Linked DNA regions of Homo sapiens: region 1 is linked to region 2. A link is a contact called in ENCODE Hi-C or POLR2A ChIA-PET data. All regions are on one chromosome and are shown on one strand. Each heading gives the region's core, a stretch centred on a gene start or an enhancer-like site at or near the end of the contact. The rest is flanking DNA. Distances are from core to core; before and after follow the strand shown. Region 1 has its middle 32 kb from the start of IL33. Region 2 has its middle 66 kb from the start of RANBP6.

Region 1 (6,210 bases), core at 2,608-5,107, 100 kb after region 2:
CCTTTTTTTGTTTTCCATTTGCTTGGTAGATTTTCCTCCATCCCTTTATTTTGAGCCTATATGTGTCTCTGCATATGAGATGGGTTTCCTGAATACAGCACACTGATGGGTCTTGACTCTTTATCCAATTTGCCAGTCTGTGTCTTTTAATTGGAGCATTTAGTCGATTTACATTTAAAGTTAATATTGTTATGTGTGAATTTGGTCCTGTCATTATGATGTTAGCTGGTTATTTTGCTCGTTAGTTGATGCAGTTTCTTCCTAGTCTTGATGGTCTTTACAATTTGGCATGATTTTGCAGCGGCTGGTACTGGTTGTTCCTTTCTATGTTTAGCACTTCCTTCAGGAGCTCTTTTAGGGCAGGCCTGGTGGTGACAAAATTTCTCAGCATTTGCTTGTCTGTAAAGTATTTTATTTCTCCTTCACTTATAAAGCTTAGTTTGGCTGGATATGAAATTCTGGGTTGAAAATTCTTTTCTTTAAGAACGTTGAATATTGGCCCCCACTCTCTTCTGGCTTGTAGAGTTTCTGCCGAGAGATCCGCTGTTAGTCTGATGGGCTTCCCTTTGAGGGTAACCCGACCTTTCTCTCTGGCTGCCCTTAACATTTTTTCCTTCATTTCAACTTTGGTGAATCTGACAATTATGTGTCTTGGAGTTGCTCTTCTCGAGGAGTATCTTTGTGGCGTTCTCTGTATTTCCTGAATCTGAATGTTGGCCTGCTTTGCTAGATTGGGCAAGTTCTCCTGGACAATATCCTGCAGAGTGTTTTCCAACTTGGTTCCATTCTCCCCGTCACTTTCAGGTACAACAATCAGACGTAGATTTGGTCTTTTCACATAGTCCCATATTTCTTGGAGGCTTTGCTCGTTTCTTTTGATTCTTTTTTCTCTAAACTTCCCTTCTCACTTCATTTCATTCATTTCATCTTCCATCACTGATACCCTTTCTTCCAGTTGATCGCATCGGCTCCTGAGGCTTCTGCATTCTTCACGTAGTTCTCGAGCTTTGGTTTTCAGCTCCATCAGCTCCTTTAAGCACTTCTCTGTATTGATTATTCTAGTTATACATTCTTCTAAATTTTTTTCAAAGTTTTCAACTTCTTTGCCTTTGGTTTGAATGTCGTCCCATAGCTCAGAGTAATTTGATCATCTGAAGCCTTCTTCTCTCAGCTCGTCAAAGTCATTCTCCATCCAGGTTTGTTCCGTTGCTGGTGAGGAACTGTGTTCCTTTGGAGGAGGAGAGGCGCTCTGCTTTTTACAGTTTCCAGTTTTTCTGCTCTGTTTTTTCCCCATCTTTGTGGTTTTATCTACTTTTGGTCTTTAATGATGGTGATGTGCAGATGGGTTTTTGGTGTGGATGTCCTTTCTGTTTGTTAGTTTTCCTTCTAACAGACAGGACCCTCAGCTGCAGGTCTGTTGGAATACCCTGCCGTGTGAGGTGTCAGTCTGCCCCTGCTACGGGGTGCCTCCCAGTTAGGCTGCTCGGGGGTCAGGGGTCAGGGACCCACTTGAGGAGGCAGTCTGCCGGTTCTCAGATCTCCAGCTGCGTGCTGGGAGAACCACTGCTCTCTTCAAAGCTGTCAGACAGGGACACTTAAGTCTGCAGAGGTTACTGCTGTCTTTTTGTTTGTCTGTGCCCTGCCCCCAGAGGTGGAGCCTACAGAGGCAGGCAGGCCTCCTTGAGCTGTGGTGGGCTCCACCCAGTTCGAGCTTCCTGGCTGCTTTGTTTACCTAAGCAAGCCTGGGCAATGGCGGGCGCCCCTCCCCCAGCCTCGTTGCCGCCTTGCAGTTTGATCTCAGACTGCTGTGCTAGCAATCAGCGAGACTCCGTGGGCGTAGGACCCTCCGAGCCAGGTGTGGGACACAATCTCCTGGTGCGCTGTTTTTTAAGCCCGTCAGTATTCGGGTGCGAGTGACCTGATCTTCCAGGTGCCGTCTGTCACCCCTTTCTCTGACTAGGAAAGGGAACTCCCTGATCCTCTGCGCTTCCGAGTGAGGCAATGCCTCGCCCTGCTTCCGCTGGCGCACGGTGCGCGCACCCACTGACCTGCGCCCACTGTCTGGCACTCCCTAGTGAGATGAACCCGCTACCTCAGATGGAAATGCAGAAATCACCCGTCTTCTGCGTTGCTCACGCTGGGAGCTGGAGACCGGAGCTGTTCCTATTCGGCCATCTTGGCTCCTCTCAGGTGAATTTTGATCTACCATTAAAACAAGGTGCCAGGACCGGATGTTTCGTAACAGTGCTCTCTCTAACTCTTAAATAACAGATAGTTCTAATCCTATTTAAGCTCCTTCATTTATTTTATGAAGTCAGCATAATCCTAATTCCAAAGCCAGATGGAGAATATAAAAATGTAAAACTCTTACAAATGAATCTAGATACAAAAATTCTAAATAAATTATTAGTAAACAAAATCTAGCCTCTAATAAAATGAATATTACCAAGTTGTGTATATTTTAGGAATGCAAATGTATGATCTAAAATCAATCACTTATCACTCATTACAACAGCAAATTAAGGAAGATAAACTACATAATCATATCAACACTTGCTGAAAAGGTGTTGATAAAATTCATCCATCTCCCCTAATAAAACCTCAACATAACATAGAAATAGAAGGAAATCGATGAAAAAAAATGAATGGCAAGTACATGAAATATAATAAGCTCTCATTCATTTAATATATACTTAAGTAGTTCCTAGTACCAGGCACACTCTGGTGATACAACAGTGAACATGATAGATACAATCTGTGCTCTGCAAGGCTTACAGTACAGTGGGAGTGACTGGAAATTTATTGGAGGCTTTGATGTGGAAGAAGGATATGGAAATCCATGAGAAAACACTATGCTTAGTCAGGGCCATGTGACAATAGAATTTCTGCAGACAGTGACAATTAAATTGAGATCTGAAAAGTGAGAAAGATGTATACAGATTAAAGAGAGGTTGGTTGGAGAAAATATTTCTGGGATAGAGAATAACCCTTACAAAGGCCTGGATAGGAGAGAACGAAAGTAAGTTGAGTATGGCGAAAGTACAGAGCAAGAGCTCAGGATGAAGTGTGTAATACAAACTGCGAAGAAAGGCTCAGCCCAGATCAGGAAGGCTTTGGAAGCCAAATTTAGGAGCTTGGACTTTACCCTACATGCAATGTGAAGACATGGCTGGGTGTTAAGTAGAAGAGTTGCACTGGTTCTTTTGTTTCCCATACCTCCAGATCCATTCTCTGCCCTGGAAATCAGATCCCCATAGGGTCTGTCACCCACTCTCCCTTGCCTACTGGCTTCCAGATGGGTTCAGCCAATGCGGTGCCTTTTCCCTGGGTCCCCTTGCTTCAGTGCTACACCCGATAGTAAATGTATCCCTCCTTGAACACAGGTCCTGCCAGGCAGCCCTTTTGTGGCTCCAGCTTTCACTGAGTAACTATTTCTTGTCTCTTCAGACCTACAGATAAATATGGCTTCCCCTGTTTCTAGTCTCTTTCATTCTGCCCACACCTCTGTAAGTAGCCCTTTCATCAAAGCTTTTCATTTGAACCATCTGAATTAAAGTCTATTTCCTTTTGGGACCCTGACTGATACAGGCATGATTAGGTCAGATTTGTGTTTTATAACAATCCCTCTGGCTGCTTTATGGAAAACAGATTGGAAGATGGCAAAGACCGGCTCCAAGGAGACCATTAAGGAGGCTGCTGTAATTCTGGAGGTAAGAGAGGATGGTGGCCTGGGCTCAGGTAGCAGAACTGGGGTTCAGGAGTGAGGAGTTTAACTCCTGGCCAAAACCGTATGTGTGATATTTCAGGCCCAGCCACAGGCAATTGCAAAGGCTTTGCCTGGAAGGCCTCATAGGAAAAGCTGCCCTTCCCACACCAGACTTGGTACAGAGCCAATGCATTGCAGTGTCTGAGGAGAGTTGCAGTCAAAGATTCAGGCCTCCTGGCCAGCTATGCTCTTATACATATCTGCATTCATGGCCCAGGCACCTCCATTTGGAAGTCTTCTTCTTTTCAGGGAAGCTTGAAGACACTTTACCCACTCTGACTCAGTACTCGATATTTTCTACTTGCAGCCCTCCCATTCTTCCTCACTTCTGGCTCCAGGGTCCATAAAACTGCAGGTGCCTTTTGGTTGGAGATCCCTAAACAGTGAGTTGACTCCACCAACACACTGTTCCACTGGGGGAAATGAAACAAAGGGGAGTCAAGGTTTGACTGTTACTTTCATTTTGGCTATTTTTAATCAGCTACTCTAACGCCTGAAAGCTTAGCTGAGTGGCTGATGGAAAGAAGCATGTAGATTCCAGAGATATTTGGACGATAGAGTTGACAGGATTTGGCCATTTATTAGATTGGGGGATGGGGTAGGATAGAGAACAGTGAGGGAAAATAAAAAGCCAAGGAAACTGCATAGGTGATTTGGGCAATAGAGTGGATGGTGGTGCCATTCACTGGACCATGAAACAAGGAACAGGAGCTGAGTGGCAGGAAAATACTTTCATCTGGGGCATGACACTTCAGAGAAGCCTGTGGGTCATCCAAGGCAGATATTCAGAAAACAGCTGGATATGTAAAAAGGAATTTAGCGGAGAGGTCTGAATTGTTATGTAGATTTGAGAATCATTCATTAATAAATGGTAAGTATAGATATTGGCATGAATAAAATGAAGCTGGGAGAATACATAGAATGAGAAGAAAAGATGGCCTGAAACTGAGGCTCACCATGGTCTCTTTTTAGACTTGTCCTCTTTTGGTTCTCTAGATAATTCTCCAATGATATGTTTTTCTATGACCCTCTCAAAACCTTTCTTAAACTTACTAAATAAAATAGAGACAGCAGGTTATAATGACAGAGCTTGGAACATTATAGATACTCAGTAAATGTGCACAACCTTCCTTTCTAACTCTGTATTTCTCAGGATTGTGTTAAGAATCCTGAGTTAATTAAGGTTCCTGGCTAAAGACAAAGCTATGTCTAAATGAAGGCAGCTGTTATCATACTTGCAGGTGCTATATTTCTTTAAATAATGAGTTTTATATATTTACTGTAAAGGATTCTTTTAGTTCACATATTATTTCTCCTAAACAGCAAAGGATACCACCTTTAAACCAAACCAAACCAAGTCATGCCTCTGAGTGAAGTTGTAGAATAATTTTTTTGAAACTTTAACATTTTAATTTTCTATTAGCAAGCTAAAACAAAGCAGAGGCTAAATTCCATAGTCTCCAGAAATATGGGGATCGCTATATGTAAGTGTATTAGTCCATTTTCATACTGCCCAAGACTGGGTGATTTATAAAGAAAAGAGGTTTAGGAGCCAGGCACGGTGGCTTACACCTGTAATCCCAGCTACTTGGGAGGCTGAAGCAGGGAAATTGCTTGAACCTGGGAGGTGGAGGTTGCAGTGAGCCGAGATGGCGCCACTGTACTCCAGCCTGGGTGGCAGGGCGAGACTCCATCCCCAAAAAAACAAAACAAAACAAAACAAAAACAAAAAGGGAAGGAAGGAAGGGAGGGAGGGAGAAGGTGAAGGGGAAGGGGAAGGGGAAGGGGGAGGAATAAGAAAAAGAAAAAGAGGTTTAATGGAATCACAGTTCAACATGGCTGGGGTGGCCTCACAACCACGGTGGAAGGCGAAGGAGGAGCAAAGGCATATCTTGCATGGCAGCAGGCAAGAGAGCGTGTGCAGGGGAACTGCCCTTTATAAAATCATCAGATCTTGTGAGACTTATTCACTATCATAAAAACAGCATGGGAAAAACCTGCCCCCACGATTCAATTACCTCCCACTGGGTCCCTCTAATGACAAGTGGGGATTATGAGAACTACAACTCAAGATGAAATTTGGGTGGAGACACAGCCAATTCATATCAGTAAGTTCATCCTGAAAGGCTGAGAGTAAAGCTATCATAAAGATGGGGATTTCCTGCTTTTCTCATTCTGTTTATATTTTTACATCCTGTTTTGTCTAAAGTGTTCTTTTGAAACAAAGACCTGGAAAGAAGTCCAAGTAGACTCTGACCTCTCTTGCATCTCCTGTACCCATATTGGAGGTAATACATATCCCATACTTCTATGAAAAGAATGCAGGTCTTGGAATCAGGCTGACTTGGGCTCAAATATGAACTTCATCACTAACTAGATATGTGAGCCTTAATTCTTCTGTCTTTGTAATGAGAACTTCTTTGGGGTTCTGATCTGGATTAAAC
Region 2 (6,376 bases), core at 1,103-3,602:
TATTATACTTTTAGCCTCAGTGAGGAAAATCAAAAAAGCAGTTTGGAAGGTTAGTTTCCAGAATTTAAGATACAAGTATTCAATTGCAAAGGCTTTATATTCTAAAATTTCTTTAGAACAGGAAATTAATAAATGAGATATGCGGATGGGATTTCTTTGCAGCCCAGAAGAAATTCAGAAGGGGCCATTGGGCAAAAACACCTTTAAATGTCTGAGCCTCCAGGCTCTGACAGAGAGAAGAAGATTAATTTCAAACCTACTTATTATATCACAATTGTGCAATCCAATGGATACTTTTCAGTGCTTGCCTTACTTGTGTCCCTGTGGTCTTTTTGTCTTGGAATTCTTTCCTCTGTCAACTTCCATTACCCCATCCTACTATTTTTCCTTCTACTTTTGAGACTGCTCTTTCTCAGCTTCCTTTCTGTATTTTTTTACATAGTAATATCCCTAAAGAGTCCTTCTTACTCTGGTTCCTCTTATCATTCTCTGTACTCTCCTTCAACTGTACTACTTGTCCTGATAACTCAACTGCCCACCAAATATCTCTGCAAAAGCCGCACATTCACTGTGAACTCAATGTGTACAAACCTAAACTCACCACTCACCCCAAACCACTAAATTCTCTAGATTCCAAATCAGAAGAGTCTCTTGTCTCCTCCATTTTAGTAAATGACACCACCAGCCCTCTATAGCTTTTTAGGTGTGGGAATATGATGAGGTTTCTTTTCAAATAGCCTGATCAATCCTTTATTCTTTAATTCATGGTACCCCCCACCCATTTTTTCTTTTTCTTTTTTCTTCCTTTCTGCCTTTGTTACATACCCAGAAACACCACAGTACCGGGCGTTATCAGTACCAGCTCACATTCCTTTCCTTATTTGGAAAGAAGACTAGCTCTCTAGCTCACTGCAGACACCCCTACTCCTTTCCCCTGTCTCCCTTATATGCCCACCTTATCTAAAAAAGGTTCAAATGTTTAGCCAATTGGGACTAGTTTAGATTGTAGGGCCCGACCCCGGCCAATGGGGAAAGGGTACAGGGTCAGGACTTGCATTAGGAATAAAGGCTCTCATGCCCCTTTGTTCAGGTGTGCTCTCATGGTGACCGGCCAAGGAGAAGCACCCCTCTGCGCAAAAGTAAAATTGCTTGGTTAAGAATCCTTTGTTTGAGTGTTCAATTTCCTTAGGATTTTGGGCATTATTCTCAACAATTCTGGTGCCCAAATTCTGGGGCTCAAATACTCTCCTTTGGGAAGGGGGTCTTTGGTCACCTCACCCAGGGGTCCCACTGTCTTGTTATGGTGGCCAGAGGGTGAGGGGGGTCAGGGCCCACCCATTGTGATGAATAAATCTGGGTTCTCAGCAAAGCAGGGAGGAGAGGCTTGCAAGACCGTGGCAATAAGAGGACCAGGTAATTCTTGTGCATGGAAAAAGGTAGGAGACTTCACAAAGGTGACAAAGTATTTCCTTGGTGGTCAGGATAATTTGGAGTTTGACAGTGTGTGAATGGGGCTAAGCATTATGGTTGTGTGGAGTGAGTGAGTCTTCTCTGCGGTTTCGTGTTGCCATCTATCGACTAGGGGCAGGAAGAGTCACAGTAGACAAAGAGAAAGAAGGGTACAAGGAGCCTCCAGAGGGGTGAGCTATAGGATATGCAGGAAACCCTTAACGGGAGAGGCTAAGCCTCCAGAAAGGGGGAGGTAAGACACCTCCAACACAACAGGTTGAACCCCCTCTTAAAGCCTCATTGAGCCTCTAGAAAGAGGGGGGTAGACACCTCTAACAGGAGAGGTTAGAGCCCCCCATAACCCCTAAGATGGGGAATGTTTCATGTAAGACAGGAAAACTAAAGAGTCAAGAGAGCAATGAAATTCCTTCTGATAGCCCCTTGGGGCTTATGCTAAAGTATTGGAAAGATAATGAGAGGACCAAGTATAAACGAAAACAGCAGATGATAAAATATTTTTGTTTTATTTGGGCTCGAGAACCCATCCTGAAACCCTCACTTTTCTGGCCAAAATTTGGGTCAAATGAGGAGCGGATTTGTCAGCTCTTAATTGAGCATGTTAATGATAAGAGCCCTGTTTCCCAGGAAGAAATTGATTACACCCTCTATTGGTGGCAGGGACCTATCCTCCTTTACCCTTTAGACTCCGGAGGGAGAAAGCCAGAAGCCAACCCCTCTGGCAGGGAAAGAGTTCCCATGTCTAGACAACCCACACCCACTAACACGTGGGACCCTCTAGATCACCTTCCTCCATTCAGTGCCCCCATCCCACTCCTCCAGTTCCTGTTTCAGGTCCCTCCCCTGCTTGTGTCACTCTTCCAGCTGCCCCCAATCCCGCCCCTCCGGTTCCCGTTTCAGGTCCCTCCCCTGCTTGCGTCACTCTTCTGGCCGCCCCGATCCCGCCCCTCTGGTTCCCATTTCCGTTTCAGGTCCCTCCCCTGTTTGCATCATTCTTCTGGTTGCCCCCCAGTCCCGCCCCTCCAGCTCCCGTTTCCATTTCAGGTCCCTCCCCTGCTTGTGTCACTCTTCCAGTTGTTCCCGATTCCGTCCCTCTGGCTGCGGTTTCGGGTTACTGCCCAGCTGTTTCAGGCCACTCCCTCACCTGTGTCACTTGCCCGTGTTCCATTCCCCCAGCTGCTGCTGCAGATCCCTCCCCGACCTGTGGTTTCTATACTCATATACTCATATTGCTCCTCCTGCCTATAATCCTCACTTTGCAGAATTACCATCTTGTGAGCCTGCCCCCCTCCTCAACAAAACTATTAAGTATCCCTCTTTAAAGGGGCTTCAATGTGAAATAGAGCAATGTAAAAAAGATATTCGAAACTTTCCATTTCCCTCCACACCTAAAGAGCCAGATCCAACTTTCTTTCCTCTAAGGGTGGTACCACAAGGACAGGGGGTGGCTATTGGCTTTGTAAACTCTCCCTTGACCAGTTCAGAAGTCCAGAATTTAAAAAAGGAGCTTAAGCCATTATTGGATGACCCTTATGGAGTAGCAGATCAAATTGATCAATTTCTAGGGCCTCAGATATACACTGGGCTGAGTTGATGTCCATTTTGGGTGTCCTCTTTTCAGGGGAAGAACGAAGTACGATTCGGAGGGCTGCTATGGTGGTTTGGGAATGTGAGCACCCTTCTGGTCAAAATGTTCCTCCTGCAGACCATAAATTTCCCACCCGAGACCCCCAGTGGGACAATAACAATGCAAATCACTGGGAAAACGTGAAGGACCTAAGGAAGATGATAATAAAAGGAATTCGAGAATCAGTACCCCGAACTCAAAATCTTTCTAAAGCATTTGATATTCAACAGGAAAAAGATGAGGGACCTGCTAGATTCTTAAACAGATTGAGGGAGCAAATGAGACAATATGCAGGCCTTGATTTGGAAAACCCCCTTGGACGAGGAATGTTAAAACCTCACTTTGTTACTAAAAGTTGGCCAAACATTTCAAGAAAATTACGAAAGATAGAAAGTTGGGAGGACCAGCCTCTGAGTGAACTGCTCAGGGAGGCTCAAAAAGTATATGTGAGAAGAGATGAGGAAAACAAAAACAAAAACAAAAGACAAAACTCATGTTTTCTGCCTTCCAACAGATGGCTCCAAATCCATATATCTCTAAGCAGGGCTTTCAAGGGGCCAGAGATTATAAGGGGCCTAAACCCTCCTTTAGAGGACTGAAGCCTCCATCTGGAGGGTCAAGGTCCTCATTTAATAAGCCCCCTAAGTGGTATAGGGGAGCAAGGGCTGAGAATGCTAAGACTGAGACGGAAGAAGGACAAGATAGAGGCTACAGATGTGGAAGAACAGGCCACTTCAAGAGGGAATGTCCTGAAATAAAGAGAGAGAGAGAAATTTTTACACTCATGACTTCCGAAGAACAATAGGGGAGTCAGGGGCTCTGCCTCTTTTATTTTGAGTCCCACCAGGAGCCCTTGATAAATTTGGAGGTAGGACCTAAACATGAATTTATCACCTTTTTAGTTGATTCAGGAGCTTCACACTCCTCTGTTTGTTTCCCTCCACCTGGTCTTACCTGCTCTTCGGAAGAAGTTTTAGTCAGCGGGGTAAAAGGAGAAGGATTTAAGGCAAAAATTTTTAGAAAGCACAGAAGTCAGATATCAAGATTGATTTACTCATATTCAATTTTTATTAATTCCTGAAGTGGGAACTAATCTATTAGGAAGGGACTTAATGGTAAGGCTAGGTACAGGCCTTCGAGTGGGCCCTAAAGGATTCCTCACTTCACTACATTTACTCACTGCTGTAAATGAGAAATATATTCATCCTGATGTCTGGTCAAAGGAAGGAAATAGAGGGAAACTCCAAATCTCTCCAATACATATCAAACTAAAAAATCCTGGGGAAATAGTAAGGAGAAAGCAGTACCCCATTCCTTTAGAGGGCAGAGTAGGGCTAAAGCCTGTAATTAAGGGTCTCATTAAAGATGGGCTTCTTGAACCCTGTATGTCTCCTTACAATACCCCAATCATGCCTGTCAAGAAATCAGATGGGTCCTATTGATTAGTGCAAGACCTTAGAGCTATTAATCAAGTAGTCCAGACCACTCACCCCATTGTTCCTAACCCTTACACCATTCTTAGCAAAATTCTATACAATCATCAGTTGTTTACATTGACGGATTTAATCTGGCATGCCCTTGGCTAAGGATAGCTGAGATATATTTGTTTTTGAGTGGGAAGACCCCCACTCAGGGCTGAGACAACAATATTGATGGACAGTCTTGCCCCAGGGGTTCACAGACTCCCCCAACCTCCCTCTTTGGTCAGATCCCAGAACAAGTACTAGAGAAAGTCACAGTCCCTAAGCAAATATGCCTGCTTCAGTACGTAGATGATCTTCTTATATCTGGTAAAGATATAAAGGAAGTAAGTGACTTCTCTACACATATTCTCAATCACTTGCAATGTGAGGGGTTGTGGGTCTCAAAAGGGAAACTTCAGTATGTAGAACCTGAAGTTAAATACTTAGGTCACCTAATCAGTGCTGGTAAATGAAGAATAGGCCTTGAAAGAGTGGAGGGAATTGTTTCTCTACCCCTGCCTCAAAATAAACAAGAACTCAGGAAATTTTTAGGACTAATTAGATATTGCTGTTTATGGATTGACACATTTGCATTAAAAAGTAAACTTCTATATGAGAAACTTGCCCAGTGCAAACCTGATTGTCTCTTGTGGACTTCTGAGGAAATCCAGCAAATTGAGGAATTAAAAGAGATGCTCATAACTGCCCCTATTCTAGCTCTACACTCCCTAGAGTTTTTGTTAACGTAAATAATGAGGTAGCTCTAGGAGTTCTTACCTAAGGGCATGGAGGCAATTGACAGCCCGTGGCCTTCTTGTTAAAGGTCTTAGACCCAGTCACTTTTGAGTGGCCCCAATGTATCCAATCCATCACGGCTACAGCAGTATTAGTTGAAGAAAGTAGGAATTTAACCTTTGGAGGAAAGTTAACAGTAAGCACACCCCACCAAGTTAGAACTATTTTAAGTCAGAAAGCAGGAAGGTGGATCACTGACTCAAGGATTTTAAAATATGAGGCTATCCTACTGGAAAAAGATGATTTAATATTAACTACTGAAAATTCACTTAATCCAGAAGCCTTTCTGATAGGGGATCCAAACTTAAAAAGAGAGCACGCATGTTTAGATCTGATTGATTACCATACAAAAGTTCGACCAGACTTAGGAGAAACTCCCTTCAAGAGAGGGGGGCACTTATTCATAGATGGCTCCTCCTGCGTAATTGAAGGGAAAAGACATCATGGGTATTCAGTGATTGATGGAGAAACGCTTGAAGAAGTAGAATCAGGAAGACTGCCTAATAATTGGTCTGCCCAGACATGTGAACTGTTTGCACTCAGCCAAGCTTTAGAACATTTACAAAACCAAGAAAGAACTATCTATACTGACTCTAAGTATGCCTTTGGGGTGGCACACACATTTGGAAAAATTTGGATGGAGAGGAGTCTTACCAATAGTAGAGGCCAAGATTTAGTTCATAGAGAACTAATTGCTTGTGTCCTCTATAATCTCCAATTGCCAGAAGAGATAGCTATTGTACATGTCCCAGGGCATCAGAGGGACTTGTCTTTCACAAGTCGGGGAAATAATCTCGCAGATCAGATAGCAAAGCAAGCTGCCGTTTCTTCTGAAATGCCTGTTTTTCATTTAACTCCATGCCTTCCTTCTCCTACTGCAACCCCCATTTTCGCTTCCATTGAAAAAGAGAAGTTAATAAGAATAGGAGCTAAAGAGAACACAGAAGGGAAATGGATATTATCAGATCAAAGGGAGATGTTGTCAATACCTCTCACGAGGGAGATCTCGTCTCAATTACATCAG

Evidence for each region. Hi-C counts contacts between places; a loop is a spot of excess contacts on that map. ChIA-PET counts read pairs that join two places held with the same protein, here RNA polymerase II (POLR2A). Pooled maps may share reads with other maps.
Region 1: a loop to region 2 is called in a map with no recorded cell type, with 4 times the contacts of the local background. The contact joins two enhancer-like sites. A Hi-C loop is called at or near these places in 4 of 37 single-sample maps with no recorded cell type and 3 of 50 pooled maps. POLR2A ChIA-PET finds 5 or more read pairs at or near these places in 1 of 52 experiments (H1).

The regions. Positions count from the first base shown.
Region 1 is chr9:6,181,039-6,187,248 of GRCh38, forward strand. No RefSeq gene overlaps it. Among named protein-coding and RNA genes, the nearest start is that of IL33, 32 kb to the right of the region's middle. RefSeq lists enhancers at 1,344-1,928, 1,929-2,513, 3,988-4,087. Within about 2 kb of position 3,858, at least 2 of the 41 ENCODE cell types and tissues checked have a DNase peak (open chromatin) inside an H3K27ac peak, as active enhancers do.
Region 2 is chr9:6,078,004-6,084,379 of GRCh38, forward strand. No RefSeq gene overlaps it. Among named protein-coding and RNA genes, the nearest start is that of RANBP6, 66 kb to the left of the region's middle. Within about 2 kb of position 2,353, at least 20 of the 41 ENCODE cell types and tissues checked have a DNase peak (open chromatin) inside an H3K27ac peak, as active enhancers do.